2 separate regions of the Homo sapiens genome follow, and region 2 is linked to region 1. Evidence: chromatin loops called from intact Hi-C (ENCODE). Cell type or tissue: CD4-positive, alpha-beta T cell. All regions are shown on one strand.

What was found. A loop is a pair of places that touch in the nucleus more often than their neighbours do. Peaks named below come from ENCODE experiments on the same cell type or tissue, not always from the same donor. Only the 100,000 strongest peaks of a DNase experiment are listed, where the experiment ranks them.
Region 2: a loop joins it to region 1, with 4 times the contacts of the local background. A loop is called at or near these places in 32 of 110 quality-filtered maps.

What each region holds. Positions count from the first base shown.
Region 1 is chr7:32,843,373-32,851,372 of GRCh38, forward strand. No RefSeq gene overlaps it. Among named protein-coding and RNA genes, the nearest start is that of KBTBD2, 44 kb to the right of the region's middle. RefSeq lists enhancers at 1,117-1,618, 1,619-2,118. In CD4-positive, alpha-beta T cell, a CTCF peak has its summit at 3,534; a DNase peak (open chromatin) is centred at 3,449; H3K27me3 peaks cover 262 bases.
Region 2 is chr7:32,902,008-32,910,007 of GRCh38, forward strand. No RefSeq gene overlaps it. Among named protein-coding and RNA genes, the nearest start is that of KBTBD2, 14 kb to the left of the region's middle. RefSeq lists enhancers at 3,544-4,045, 4,046-4,545. In CD4-positive, alpha-beta T cell, no CTCF peak of the experiment used is centred here; DNase peaks (open chromatin) are centred at 3,394 and 3,874; H3K4me3 peaks cover 1,300 bases; H3K27ac peaks cover 1,380 bases.

The DNA.
Region 1 (8,000 bases):
ACATTGATCAGTTAGGGTGGGGCAGGAACAAATCACAATGGTGGAATGTCATCAGTTAAGGCTGTTTTTACTTCTTTTGTGGATCTTCAGTTACTTTAGGCCATATGGATGTATATGTGCAAGTCACAGGGGATGCGATGGCCTGGCCTGGGCTCAGAGGCCTGACAATACCTTTATCAATTGGTTACTATTTCAATGCCCCCTTTAAAATTTGCTATGCAAATGAGTATATGCTTGTACTTGACTTCCATATTTGTGCTAAAGTGAGCAAAGTTATCTATATAAAGAAAACACAATGAGTTGTGACAAGGATGACGTGAAAATACAGGACAATTCTGACAATGTAGGGGCTGATTTTATAGTGTAAGAACTATTAATGCCCCTTGCTTCTTTTTTCTGCCTCTTGCTCTTGTCTTTTGGACATTTCAGTGATTGTAAGTTCTTCGGTCATGTCAGCCCCTGTCATCAACTTGAGTTACAGTAGATGGGGCAGACATGGAGTGTTTGCTTTGCGGAACTATCTGTCTGTTTTGCTTCCTTGTGCTCTTTTTGTTCTCTGTTCTCCTGTTAATGAAGCTTTTCCTGCCCATTATTAATCCAAACTCTTGGGCCTTGTGGTTAGGAAATTCCCTTAACTTCCAGCCATGTGGCATTATCATGTCTCTTTCTCTCTCTCGCTCTCTCTCCTCTCCTCCTCCCCCCAACATTTTCTGTCAAATAAGTACTGTTTACTCATTTAGTTGCTTATCAAATACTTATTCTTGGTTTTAAAAAAATTATTGGTAACTGTACTTTTCTTATTTTTTAGCATTATTCAAATGTTTACATTTTAATACTTTAAACCACTTTAAAATTTTTTCATGTTTAATTGTAGTTTTAAGAAAAACTATTTTGAACAACCCCAAATATAGTGCATCTAGAAACTAATGTATATTTGAGTAGACATCACTTATAGTGGAACAGTAGACTGTAGTACATGGTAATTTTCCTTTTACTCTTAAGATACAATAAAACATGACTAATTTTCCTGTCAAAAATGTAAAGAATAACAATAAATGAAGTTTTTATATTTTACTTTTAAGATTGCCTGTCTTTACTAAGACAAAGCCTTAAGCCTTATGTTATAATTTTGGTTCTAAAAATCATCATTTCAGTATGAGGAATGAGTATATTTCGTCCTCCTCTTTAGTTTTCTTCTTCCTATTTATTTTTATTTTGAGAAATTTCTACACCTTCTTTGAATTCCTTGTATGAATTTTTGTTTCCTAGAAGTTAATTTGTGTGAAATGAGATTCTTCAAAACGATGAAACCTCGTAGCTCTGAGAAAAGGTTTTAGGGTTTTAAATTCTAAGCAAACCATGACTATGGCTGACTGACTACACATTTAATTATACAGCTTCTCTTTCTTAACCACAGGCAGATTAACCTCATTGTGGATTGTCCTTCAGACCTTAGTCCTCAGGCATGGTTTCTGGTGCCCATTCCTGGAAGCCGCTGTTCCCTTTCTACCTTCTTACCAGAGCCCAAGGGCAGGCCTGGTCTCGAGGAAGCAGCAGCTTGCTGACATGAGTCAGCTGCAAAGGCTGAGGAGTGTGCCCTCAGAGAAGCAGCGCCCCCCAGTCCTGCCCCAGTGCCCAGAGCCGCAGCTCCTAGGGATGCTCCTTCCCTGGAGGCGGCCCAGGAGAGGGACTCTGGCAGCGTTCTTCAGATTTGTGACCACTGTTTCTCATTTGCTGGTTGACTATTTTTATTTCTTAGGCTTTTGCTAGTTTTAGAAAATAGGAAAGCAGCCCGTGATTTGTGGATTAAAAGCAACATTTGAGCGATGATGCACAACAGTCCAGGAAAATGGGCAGTGACACTTGAGGCTGAGGATGGGAGTCGACATGAGCAGGGAGAGGGAGGTGCGCGCTGCTTATCTGTGATTGTTGCTCACCTGAGTGTGGCTGATTGTGTACATCCAGCAGCTACAATTTTTAAAAATTATATTTTTACATTTATTTTATATTTTTCTCACCCCCAGTAATTTCCTTCCAAATAAGTTCACATGTAATAAGTAGAAATTCTGTACAGGAAAAAAGCATTAAAAATACTATTATAACTGCTTCATTTGCTGGGAACCATTACAAGTAGTATAAATTAGCTTTTTCCAGAAGGATCCTCTTGTAGCAGGGTTTATGAATGTAACCCCCAGCAAAATGTGACTATATATTAGGAGAGCCAGTTTGGAGCAGAGGCCTGAAGGTCCCTGCTATGCAGCCGTGGCCACAGCTCACAGCACCAGTGCTGTGGAGCATCCACACCTTTGATGGCAATGCAGAGTGATAGCAGGTTCCATAGGTGTGACAAAACAGCATTAAAGCTCAGTATTTTGCATATTTTTAGCATTTAAAAATATTTTTGCTTTAGTGTGAGGAAAGTAAGGATGGGCAAAGAGGCGATCAAAATAGCTATTGCTATGACATTTTAGAAAACAAAGTTGGGGCCGTATTTCTTTAAAAAGATAAGCCTCTAAAAATGCTTGGCAAAAAAACTATAGTGTTAAAATAGGCCAGTGATATTAATGAGAAAATGAAAGTATATATCAGGAATAAAGTGATATTGCATAGGAGTATTGTATTTTTATGAATTTTGTGCCAGTTGTTTACATGTACTATATATGTTAAATAAAAAAATCATGAAAAATGAGGGAAATGTTTTTCTTGATTGTTATTTTCATTTCCACCTTGACTGTGATCAAGTTCGGCCTCGTTTTGTAGTCAGATAGCCATGAACTGGTTTGAGTCAGATGGCAGTCCTGAGAAGAGAGGGAGGGATCATAACAGTGGGGGTAGACTCTGGTCTTGTTGTTGGTAGTGGTAGGCACTGAGATTATCCGAACTTTTCCTGTATTTATGGTAGAGTCACTTACATTCCTTTATCCTTTTCATCAAGGGACACAGTAATTCATTCAAACTATATATTGGGAATAATTAAAGGGTTGCTAAAAGCTGCTTTAATGTATTTAAAAAATACGTTGGTATCAACATTTTCTAAATTGTAGCTCAATGTTTTTACTTGATACAAACATCAACTTCTTGGTTCTTTCTCTATGTAGGAAAGACATTTCAGCTCTCTTCATTCCTGTGTAATTACTTTCTTAACACAATGACACCTTGATTCTGACATCTTTGGGGAATGAGGTGTTCTAATACAGTTTAAAAGTAGCTCCTCTTTTAATTAGCAGGCATCAGCATCACCTGGAAGGCCTGTAGATTGCTGGGCCCCACCACAGAGGTTTCTGTTTCAGTTGGCCTATGGTGGGGCCCCAGAACTTGGATTTCTTAACAGTTCTCAGGTGGTGTTGAGGCTGTTCGTCCAGGGACGATACTTGAGAGCCTCTGCTCTAATCGGTGGGTACAGACTGGCTGGATGACTGGCCTCCAGGGGGCGCTCCATTCCTCACAGCAATCCCACCAGAGCTGGTTGATGGACACTCTACCAGGAGCTGAATTTTACCACGTACCTTCTTTGCCTGTTAGGGGGCACTGCTTCAATGAAACTTGCAAGGAGCAAAGAACAGATTAGGAAATTTTTAATCGGAACACTGATATGAATTATAGATTATTTACATATTTTGAAGCTGCAAACTGCACCTCGTTTCTTTTCAGTTCAGAGATGGAAAAGGAGTGAAAATCCTTGAAATAGAACTTCCTTTTGTAGGATTACTTTGTCTAGAAGACAATACATAAATTCAATGATGTGTGGGGATTGCAAAAATTCATTTTCCACTTTATTACTTTTGTTTTGGCACCACAAATCCGAATCTTCTTCCTTTATTAGAAGTCAGCCAATAATCAGCGCTAGGTCACAGATTGCTTGCTTCTTTCTTCTTCCTCCTTTTTCTCCTGCCCCCAACTAGAAGTTTCTAATTTGAATCAACAAAATTGTTCTCAATGCAGAAAAAGAGGAGCTACTTTTAAACTTCATTACATTCCTGAATTGGTCTTTATTTCACAGCATCGTTATCAGGACGAATACATTTTACATTAGAAATTGAAAAGGATATTAAGGTACAAAAAGGTCTTGAAAACTTTCCTTTTACATTTCCTCCCGTGAGAGAGATTTTAAAATTCTGAATGAATATATAAGAATTGAAGACTCGATTTGATTGTAGTGTAATTAAGAGATAGTTTTCCTTTTTTTCAAAGAGATTAGGATAACATTGATACTGGATCCACTTTCAAAGCAATGTTTTCTATAGTTTTCTATACTCAGTTATCTTTAACCCAAAACTCTAAATAAGTATGCACAGTGTTGTCAAAATGACTTTCAAATAAATGGTAGCACTACATGGTATTCTGCTTCATAGGCATGTTCTTTTAAATGCAGCATAATATCATTTCGTTGATTTTTTTAAGTATCTGGTGGGCCTTTTTCCTGTAGGCAAATTTAATATCTTGGCGGGGGGAGTTGAATTTTGCAGACTTCAGCTCGTTTGGTTGTTATGCTGATTACTCTGATACCCTTAGTCCTTATGCATTTCTGAAAAAATAGAAATGAAAATACGAAATGGCCACTGCTAAGTAGATTTGGCATAATGTCATGAAAACTGGGAAAGAAAGATGCCTGCAGGCCACCTCTGGCTCTGCCCCCTGCTGCTGATATCCTGCTCTTTGGCCAGGCTCCTCAAGTCTTCACTCTGGTATCCGCTTAGTGAACAGACTTCAGATTCGGAGGCCTCGCTCTTGCTCTGGAAAATTCTCTTCCCAGAAGAGTACAATTTGGTAATCCCTTGAGCCCTTTACATAGGTAACAAATTTGACCTTTTTGAACAGACTTATATGGCAGTAATTCTCAAACTTATCTGCACATTAAAATTACTTGGGGAGCTTCAAAAAATCCTGAAGCCTTTTTCCCACCCCTAGAGATGTGTGGCCTGAGATTTAGAATTTTTTTTAATCCCCAGTGATTCTAGTGCCCTAGGGCTAACATTTTAGAACTTGCCCTCCCTACTTCACCTCTGAATAACAAGATTTCCACATCTCCACCCAGTCAAAGTAGGAATGGCAAGCGTCTGTCATGTACACTTTATTAATTGTGATTATTAATTTCTACATTATTTCTAATCATGGCACCTAGTGTTGAGTAGACTCTTCAGGAAAGAATTCTGTCTTCAGTTATGGATGCTGCCAATGGCAGGGAGAAGGGGGAGAGTGGCAGTGCAGGTGCCACATATTTGTAAACCCTGATTAGAGTGTCAAGAAGAAATGGGAATATAGCAGCAAAAAGAAAAAATACAAATCACTTTGAAAATTTATTGTGTGAGGAATCATGTGTCTTCTCTGCAGATGCTTTTTGCCCCTCCTGGAATATGCTTTTCTTAGTATGTATTTCAGATACAACTCAAATGTCACCTCTTCTGTGAGGTCTTTCCTGACTGCCTGCCATTTGGTTGAGTGCATTGCCTCCCACTGCCCACGTGCCCATAACTCCCACGCACACATTTATCAACATGACTTTTCCCCCACTCTATTGTGTTCTTCATAAAAAGAACATGTCTTACTCCATTCTGAATCCACAGTGCCTCTTAGCACAGTTCCTGGAAAGTAGTACTGCTTAATGATGTTTTGAAATAAACCATACTTTATTCAACAATGCAGTAAATTGCAGATGGCAATAAAAGTTGTTTTTAGGACTAAAAGACAGTTTATGTTTTCCAGCCATGGAAAAGAAATAACAAGGAAATGCAGGACATCATCAGATGAGGTAAATATCATAGGGGAAAATATCCGTGTCAAACAGCTAAACAATAATTAACCTCATAGCATATCCTTGGTAGGTACTTTCAGACATGGCTAGTGACCATATGAATTTATTGGAAGGCAATATGATAAAGACACATACATCTGTCCAGGGGCGGGACTCATTGACTGATTTCAGTGTGTGGCTCAGGATACTGTGGTGACCAGCCATAGACACATTTGCTGCTGAACAGGGAGCAAGGAACTCTGGTAATTTGATTAAAAGTCTGGGAAGAGGGATTTTCCAAAGGATGAGAAGGGACTGATGTGTTATTATTGGGTGTAGATATTAGGGAAAACAGATGACAACAGTTGCACAATTAATATTGTCATAATAGAGACAACTACGCTGGAATCCATAATCCATCCTTTACAAACTTAGTGAAATAGGGCATGTTTCTTGAACATCAGTTTCTTTTAAAAGAATATGGCTTTTAGGATAGTAATTAGAAACAAGAAATAGACAAAGGAACAATCACAGCAGGAAATTTTAATATACCTCTCCTTAGAAATTGAGATAATAAGCAAAAAGATCAGTAAGGAAATGCATGATTTGAGTAATAAAAGCAACTTGATTTAACAGTCATATGTAGAACTGCACCCAACAAGTGAAGAGTATACATTCTATTCAGGTATATGGGACATTTCCAAGAATTGACAGTAGAACATGAGCTCCTGACCAGGCACAGTGGCTCATGCCTCTAATCCTAGCACTTTGGGAGGCAGAGGCAGGCAGATCTCTTGAGCCCAGGAGTTTGAGACCAACCAGGGCAACATGACAAAACCCTGTCTCTACAAAAAATTAGCCAGGGTGGTATGTGCCTGTATTGCCAGCTACTTGGGAAGTTGAGGTGAGAGGATCACTTGAGCCCAGGAGGTTGAGGCTGCAATGAGCCATGATTGTACCACTGCACTATGGCCTGGGTGACAGAGTGAGACCCCTGCCTCCAAAAAAAACAAAAAACTTGAACATGAGCTCCAAGAAAGCATGACTTTTTGGCCTATTTTGTTTACAGATGTAACCTAAGCATCTAGAACAGTACCTGACACATGTGGGTGCCCAATATTTGTTAAAGGAAAGAATTGATCATACCTGGAGCCAAATGGCAATTCTTTGGGGGGGAAAAAACAATCTTAAGGATTGAAAATCCTTTAGTTGGAAATCAGCACAAATGAAACAGTTTTAAATATTAATTCATAATTTATGATGAAAATTTGAGAAAAAATAGAACAATTATATGCTACAAATTGTGTGTGGAATATGACTAAAGCAGTTCTAGAGTTTTTTTTTTGGCCTTTAGCCTAAAATGCATTCATTAAGCCAAAAATCAATAAATATCTGTATCAGGAATATAAATAACAGAATAGTTCCCCCACCCCAATTTGAAGGGAATAATGAGCAGAAATTGATGAAACAGAAAACAGATCAACAAAGTCAAAGTTGGTGTATTAGTCCTTTTTCACACTGCTGATAAAGACATACTTGAGACTGCGCAATTTACAAAAGAGGTATAATGGACTTAAGTTCCACATGGCTGGGGAGGCCTCACAATCATGGCCGAAGGCAAGGAGGAGGAAGTCACATCTTACGTGGATGTCAGCAGACAGAGAGCTTGTGCAGGGAAACTCCACCTTATAAAACCATCAGATCTCATGAGACTTATTCACTATCACGAGAACAGCATGGGAAAGACCTGCCTCCATGATTCAATTACTGCCCACCAGGGTCCCTCTCACAACATGTGGGAATTCAAGATGAGATTTGGGTGAGGACACAGCCAAACCATATCAGTTGGTTATTTGAAACCTTAATCAGGAGATAAGAGAGAAGGTGTAAAAGATAAGGAATGGCAAATTACAGAAGCTGCAGAGAGTAAACAGGTAATGGGGATATTATAAACAAACTTTGTCAATAAATTTGGACACTTTGATAAAATGTCTAAATTTCTAGAAAAAACAGAGCTGAACCAAGAAGAAATAGAAATTAGAAATAACAGTCATCCCCCAGAAAGAAGTTGGATTAACAACTTTTTAAAATCTTCCCTTGAAGAAAACAACATATCCAGTGTTATAAGCTATTCCTACCAAACATTCAAGATATGGATTATTCCAGTCTTACACAAACATCCAAAAAATAGCAAATAAACTCAGTTCTTTAGATGACTGCAACATTAATACCAAGAGCACAGTAGGGTCAATGCAATAAAGGAAAATTG
Region 2 (8,000 bases), 59 kb after region 1:
GTTTGTTTTGAGATAGGGTCTCACTTTGTCACCCAGGCTGGGGTGCAGTGACATGATCATAGCTCACTGCAGCCTTGAACTCCTGGGCTCAAACAGAGTTGAGCCCACCTCAGCTTCCTGAGTAGCTGGGACTATAGGCTCATGCCGCCTGCTAAATTTTGGGATAATCTGCCACATAATGATAGATAACTGGCTCACATCTGTAATCCCAGCACTTTGGGAGACCGAGGCGGGCAGATCACTTGAGGCCAGGAGTTTGAGACCAGCCTCGCCAACATGGTGAAACCTCATCTCTACTAAAATACAAAAATTAGACCAGCTTGGTAGTGTGCTCCTGTGGTCCCCACTACTTGGGAGGCTGAGGTGGGAGGATGGCTTGAGCCTGGAAGGCAGAGGTTGCAGTGAGCCAAGATCACCCCACTGCACTCCAGCCTGGGCAACAGAGCAAGACTATGTCTCAAAAAAAATTAAAACTTAAAAAATAATAGATAACTAATATATTAATGAAATTCAAAGATACTTCACATTTGTTTGAACTTATTAGTAGTTGGCAGTAATCTGCAAACAATAATCTATAAATCTAACCATTCAGGCAACAACTATTTACTGAGTTCCTATGTCTTCCTAACACAGGCTATTTTAATTACAGCTGTGATGTGATTATTTTTCTGGCCTTGAGCATAGAATTGTAGAGATCTGATTGAAATCCTGGTGTTCATAGTTAGAGAGAATTTGGAAAAGCTCCTTAACATCTATGTGCCTGTTTCCTCAACTATAAAATGGTGATAATACAATATTATGATGAATAATCAAGTTCTGAACCTTAGTCTTACCTTAAAACATAATTTGAAAGTCAAGGCATAAATAGATTTTTAAAACTTAAAGTATCTTGCCCAGACTATAAACAAGGCTATTTGTTATTTTGCTAATTATTTTTCTTTCCTGCAGCCATTGGAAGATCATGGTCCTTAGATGAAATAAATAAATATAGCAATTTAAACAGGGTCAGCTATGTTTTTAATATACTTGCTTCCTCCCCTTGCCATTTATTGCTAATTTTTCAGTCACGTGTGAAATCCCTGATAAGGATCTGCACGTTACAAATATCCACAAATTTCATATTTTCTCTCCTAATTATTAGAAGTTCAGATACAGGCTGGGTGTGGTGGCTCACACCTGTAATCCCAACACTTTGGGAGGCTGAGGCGGGCAGATCACGAGGTCAGGAGATCGAGACCATCCTGGCTAACACGGTGAAACCCCATCTCTACTAAAAATACAAAAAAAAATTAGCCAGGCGTGGTGGCGGGTGCCTGTATTCCCAGCTACTCGGGAGGCTGAGGCAGGAGAATGGTGTGAAACTGGGAGGTGGAGCTTGCAATGAGCCGAGATCCGGCCACTGCACTCCAGCCTGGGCAACAGAGCGAGACTCTGTCTCAAAAAAAAAGTTCAGATACAATTATTATAATAGAAACTTTATTCTAGCAAAATATGAATACACACATTTTTCAGTGACAGAAAAGTAGTCACAATAATATGAAAAAATGATATATAAATTCAGTGAAAACTAGAGAAATAAAAATCTGAAACTGTGAGTTATTTCTCAAGTAAATGAAGAGAATATCAAGAATCTTTCCCAGCACTTTTTTTTTTTTTTGACAGAGTCTCACTCCATCGCCCAGGCTGGAGTGCAGTGCCAGTGATCTCAGCTCACTGCAGCCTATGCCTCCCAAGTTCAAGAGATTTCTCCTGCCTCAGCCTTCCAAGCTGGGACCACAGGCACACGCCACCATGCCCGGCTAATTTTTTGTATTTTTAGTAGAGATGGAGGGGGTTCTTACCATGTTGCCCAGGCTGGTCTCAAACTCCTGAGTAAAGGCAATCCACCCACCTCGGCCTCCCAAAGTGCTAGGATTACAGGTATGAACCACCACATCCGGCCAGCACTTCTGATCTATAAATACAACTGTCCTCAACCAACAGTTTACTTCATTTATTGTAATACATTCATAATTCAAAGATGTGATTGCCACTGAAAAGTATTTTTCAGGGGAGGGGTTGGGAAGGGGAAAAAATTATTTTTCAAAGGAAGTTATTGGCTGGGTGAGGTGGCTGACACCTGTAATCTCAGCACTTTGGGAGGCCAAGGCAGGTGGACTGCCTGAGTTTGAGACCAGCCTGGGCAACATGGTGAAGCACCATCTCTACAAAAGACACAAAAAATTAGCCAGGCATAGTGTTGTGTGCCTGCAGTCCCAGCTACTCGGGAGGCTGGTGTGGGAGGATCATGGAGCCCAGGAGGTCAAGGCTGCAGTGAGTTGTGATTGTGCCACTGCACTCCAGCCTGGGTAACAGAGCGAGACTTAATCTCGAAAAAAAAAAAAAGTTATTTACTGTGAAGAGAGGCAGAATATGCCACACCAAAATATGCCACTTTAGTATAAGGATTATTTTGAGCTACTTGAAAAACAGCAGATGCAAGAAGGGCACCCTGATCTCTTTTCTTCCCGAAAACAGGAAATAAGAACTCCCACATGAAAGATGCCCTCCTTGTACGAGGAGAAAAGAAACATTCTTCAATGGGACATCATAGCTGAGAGAATTCAGTGGAAATGACCTTGTTAAAATAATTATTGTTTTGGCAGGTGCCTGTAACCCCAGCTACTCGAGAAGCTGAGGCAGGAGAATTGCTTCAACCTGGGAGTCGGAGGTTGCAGTGAGCCAAGATCGCGCCACTGCACTCCAGCCTGGGTGACAGAGCAAGACTCCATCTCGGAAAAAAAAAAAAAAAAAAACAAATATATATATATATATATATATATGTGTGTGTGTGTGTGTGTGTGTGTGTGTGTGTGTGTGTATATGTATATATATGTGTGTGTATATATATGTGTATATATGTATGTATATATGTGTATATATGTATGTATATATGTATGTGTATATATGTATGTATATATGTATGTGTATATATGTATGTATATATGTATGTGTATATATATGTATGTGTATATATATGTATGTATATATATATTGTAGCATCCACACATAATTTAGTCACTTTTCTACAACTGCCTCTCGTTATTCAACTTAATATAAAAGCATTTAGATTTCGCCACTTCTCTGGGTGCTCATTTCCTTATGAGGGCTCTAAATGATTCAGGGCAGGTGAGCCCCAAAATTGGGGCTTAACCCAGGAAGTTTCTTGGCTTCACCCAGCAAAGAATTCAAAAGTGAGCTGGCGGTGTTAGACAGCAACATTTATTGAAGCGGCGGTGCACAGCCGCAGAAGCACTGCTCCTTGTGGAGTGGGGCTATCCAGCAGGCTGTGTGCCCAGAGTAGCAGCTCAAAGGCAGGTCTGTAGTCATGTTCACATCTGCTTGTAATTATATGCAAATTAAGGGGTGAATTATGCGCAAGTTTCTAGGAAAAGTAATGCAGACGTTTCTAGGAAAACAACCCCGGTCGTAGGGTCGTTACCAGGAAAGGGGTGGCAACTTCTGGGTGTTGCCATGGCAATGGTAAACTCACATGGCACATTAGTGGGCGTGACTTATGGAAAGTAGTTTCCTCAATCTGGTCCCCTCTTTGAGCCTCGCCTTTGGAATCCCACCTCCTACCTCACCGTGTCATTTAAAACATATAAATTTGTATGCTTTTCTCTTTTTTTATTTATGGCAATTTATCAGGCTCAGCTAAAAACCCTCAGGGTAGAGGTAAACTTTTGCATCCCCTTTTCTGAAATAGAAAAACTGGCATTCGTATCAGATAGGTTCATTCTATCTGCGAGATGGTAATTTTTTTTTTTTTTTTTTTTTTTTTTTTTTTGAGGCGGAGTCTCGCTCTGTCGCCTAGGCTGGAGTGCAGTGGCGCGATCTTGACGCGCTGCAAGCTCCGCCTCCCGGGCTCACGCCATTCTCCTGCCTCAGCCTCCGGAGTAGCTGGTACTACAGGCGCCCGCCACCCCACCCGAAGAATTTTTTGTATTCTTAGCGGAGACGGGGTTTCACCGTGTTAGCCAGGATGGTCTCGATCTCCTGACCTCGTGATCCACCCGCCTCGGCCTCCCAAAGTGCTGGGATATATATTACCCGGGCGTGGTGGCGGGCGCCTGCAGTCCCAGCTACTCCAGAGGCTGAGGCAGGAGAATGGTGTGAACCCGGGAGATGGAGGTTGCAGTGAGCCGAGATCGCGCCACTGCACTCCAGCCTGGGCGACAGAAGGAGACTCCGTCTCAAAAAAAAAAAAAAAAAAAAAAAAGAATCTTGGATCTGATTTTGGGCTGGATGTTGTGCCTCATGCCTGTAATTGGGAGGCTGAGCTGGGCAGATGACTTGAGCCCACGAGTTGAAGACCAGCCTGGGCAACATGGTGAAACCTTATCTCTACAAAAAAACACAAAAGTTAGCTGGGTGTGGTGGTGCATGCCTGTGGTCCCAGCTACTCAGGAGGCTGAGGTGGGAGGATCACTTGAGCCCAGGGAGGTCGGGGCTGCGGTTACACCACTGCACTCCAGCCTGAGTGACACAGCGAGACTCTGTCTCAAAAAAAAAAAAAAAAAGAATCTTGGATCTGATGTTGATACACACGAAAAGGGTGAAAGCAAATGTTCCCCAAGACAGTACAGAGATGTAGAATAATTCTTAGACCTTAGGTTACTGTTAAAAGTTCCACCATGTATGGGTGGATCTTTCATGTGAAACTTTGAAAACTAATATGAAAGCCACTCATATAATGCAGTTCTATTGCTGAACATGAAATTCTATTAAAATTGAGATTTTTATGTCCTGAAGCTCTGGTTCTGATTGCTCACTCCGAACAAGTTTCCTTTAGTACACCTATTGGATATATTGCTTTACCTGGTTGAACATCTACATTAAAAAAATGTTTTACAGGCCAGGAGTGGTGGCTCACGCCTGTAATCCCAGCACTTTGGGAGGCCAAAGCCGGCGGATCACCTCAGGTCGAGAGTTTGAGACCAGCCTGATGAACATGGAGAAACCCTGTTTCTACTAAAATTACAAAAAAATTAGCTGGACTGGTGGCACATGCCTGTAATCCCAGCTACTGGGGAGGCTGAGGCAGGAGAATCACTTGAACCTGTGAGGTGGAGGTTGTGGTGAGCCGAGATCGTGCCATCGCTCTCTAGACTGGGAAACAAGAGCGAAACTCCGTCTCAAAAAAAAAAAAAAAAAACTGGAAGTTTAACAGGCGAAAGAAAAAGCTCTCTGCACAGAGAGGGGTCCCGGAGAAAATGGGTTGCTACTTCTGCAATGAAATGCAGAAGGTGTTTTTGTTTGTTTGTTTTTTGAGATGGAGTCTTGCCCTGTTGCTCAGGCTGGAGTGCAATGGTGCAATCTCAGCTCACTGCAACCTCTGCCTCCCGGATTCAAATGATTCTCCTGCCTCAGCCTCCCCAGTAGCTGGGATTACAGGTGCCTGCCACCACGCCCAGCTATTTTTTGTATTTTCAGTAGAGACGGGGTTTCATCATGTTGACCAGGCCGGTTTCCAACTCCTGACCTCGTGATACACCCGCCTCGGCCTCCCAGAGTGTTGGGATTACAGGTGTGAGCCACCGTGCCCGGCTGAAATGCAGAAGGTTCTATAGATGAGCTTGAGGAGGTGGTGTCTGATTTACATAGGGCATGAAAGATTGATCTGACCAGGTGTGTTATTTGCATAGCACACAAAGAAGCTGGCTGCCCCACCCTAATCTTTTATTATGCAGATGGATTTTCTACCTGGCTGGCACCATGTTGCCTGTTCCTTTACTGCACACATGGTGACAAAGAAAAGGGAAGATGGAGCCTCCATGTTGAACATGCCTGGGCCTCAATTAGCCCTTTTCTATTGGCACACCTGTGCAAGTGTCCAGCTTGCTTATCATGGATTACATGGGATTTTGTAAATTATCCCAGTGACTTCACTATTACAATGTCCCAGTTTAGAGGTGAGTACTGGAAGCTTAGCTCATCCAGTCAGAGAGCAAGTGGCACGAAAGAGTCTTGGTGTTGAGTATCCCTGCCACCCTCCAAGCCCTTGTGCTGGGCTGTTAAACAGCAGTCCCTTGACTCAGAGGCCGTTTCTGCCCTGCAGTGATCATAAAGACTAACTAAATTCAGGCAAAATGTCAAGATAAGGCCTTTAGCTTCATTATAAAATGGAAACTAAAGATACATTGATAGTAATTCTCTGTATAACTTATCTTGCATCTATTACATGAGATATTTCAGAAAATGTTTTGATTTCCGTTATTTCCTAGGAAACAAATTGCTGAGTTCCACCTGAAGGAAGACTTTACTAATGCCAATGTCATGTTAGGAAGATCTTTCTTCATTTCAACTAACAAAGCTCTGGTACACCAGTGAACAAGTTAAATAATGGGATATATAAAACCTTTTCAACTAGAAGTTTGTTTGTTTTTGAGACGAAGTCTCACTCTTTCACCCAAGCTGGAGTGCAGTGGTGTGATCTCAGCTCACTGCAACCTCCACCTCCCGGGTTCAAGCAATTCTCCTGCCTCAGCCTCCTGAGTAGCTGGGACTACAGGGGTGCACCACCACACCCAGCTAATTTTTGTATTTTTAGTAGAGACAGGGTTTTACTATGTTGGCCAGGCTGGTCTCGACCTCCTGACCTCGTGATCTGCCTGCCTTGGCCTCCCAAAGTGCTGGGATTACAGGTGTGAGTCACTGCGCCCGGCCTCAACTAGAAGTTTTAAAATAGTAAATGGAATTGCATGTCTGTGTGATTCTTAAGCCATTTTACCTTCTCGCCCAAAGTGACTCTATCACTGATACCAAATCAATACCCATCACGCATGTTGCCATATGTACTTCTGCCTCACCTCCAGGGAGGCTTAGCTAAGGGGAAATGATGGGGTCAAATCAAGCCGAGGGATGAACTGCAGACAGATGGGAACTGCCCTGGGGATGGGGTCTATGTCCTATTCATTTTTACAAATAAAGACCTGACACGTAACACTGATAATAACACTGACAGATGTGGGCAGCAGTGATTTGGAGTATCATATGTTCTTCCCTTTCAACCACTGTACACTCTAGAAACAAAGAAATGTTTGTTTCGTAAACACAACTTCTTTATACTCAGAACCTAGGACTTAAGTCAATTGACACAATCATCTTCCAATAAATACTAGAGGTTAAGTTGGTGACTAGGTGCCAAAAAGGTGTAGTGTGGTTGAGGGGTATACCAAGGTTATCTGAAAGAACATGCTATTGTTGGATTCATGGCGTTGTATATGTGGGAGAGGACAGAGGTGCCTCCAAGAACTCCCTGGGTGGTAGACTGAAAAGGATGGTGGTGCACATGGATGGGTCCCCTGCATGTCACCTCTAAATTAAGCTGTGATGAAGACGTCCCTGCTACGCTATAACTCACTGTCCTAACCGAGCACCTTAAAATAGGGTTTGAGGAGATGGTGAAAAGTGATAACAGCGTTGCCAGATGACATCCCAAAGGCAGGCAGAAGATAAGAGCTTTTCCAAAGCTGCTCTCCTGAGAAGGCCTCACTTTTTGCCTAAGTAGTACCTACCTCAGTACTTGGTTTAGAGACTCCAGGAAACCCTCTCTAACCCAAGGCTAGATTAGGTGACCCTGCTATGATCCTATAGCACCTGTTATTACACTTTGATAACCTATTTCAGGACATGACTCTGGAGACTCACGGCCTCAATTCTGTCCTCAACCAGACTCCATCTGTTCCTTAGGGCCGTGGTTATTGTAGCCCCTGTGGCATCCCCATGGAATAGTTAGTGTGAAGCCTGGTGCAGAGTATACACCCAGGTACTTGCGGAATGAATCATGTAGTCTTAACCTTAGAGGACTCATCTGGCCTTGTCCCTGTTTCCACCAGCATTCCACACCAAACAGAACACGATGTACAGAGGCTGAGATTAGGAATGAGTTGGCCAGAATCACAGAAGGTTGGAGTAGGAAAACCATAGTGAGGTTCTTGTGAAGGCTTCCTGATTAT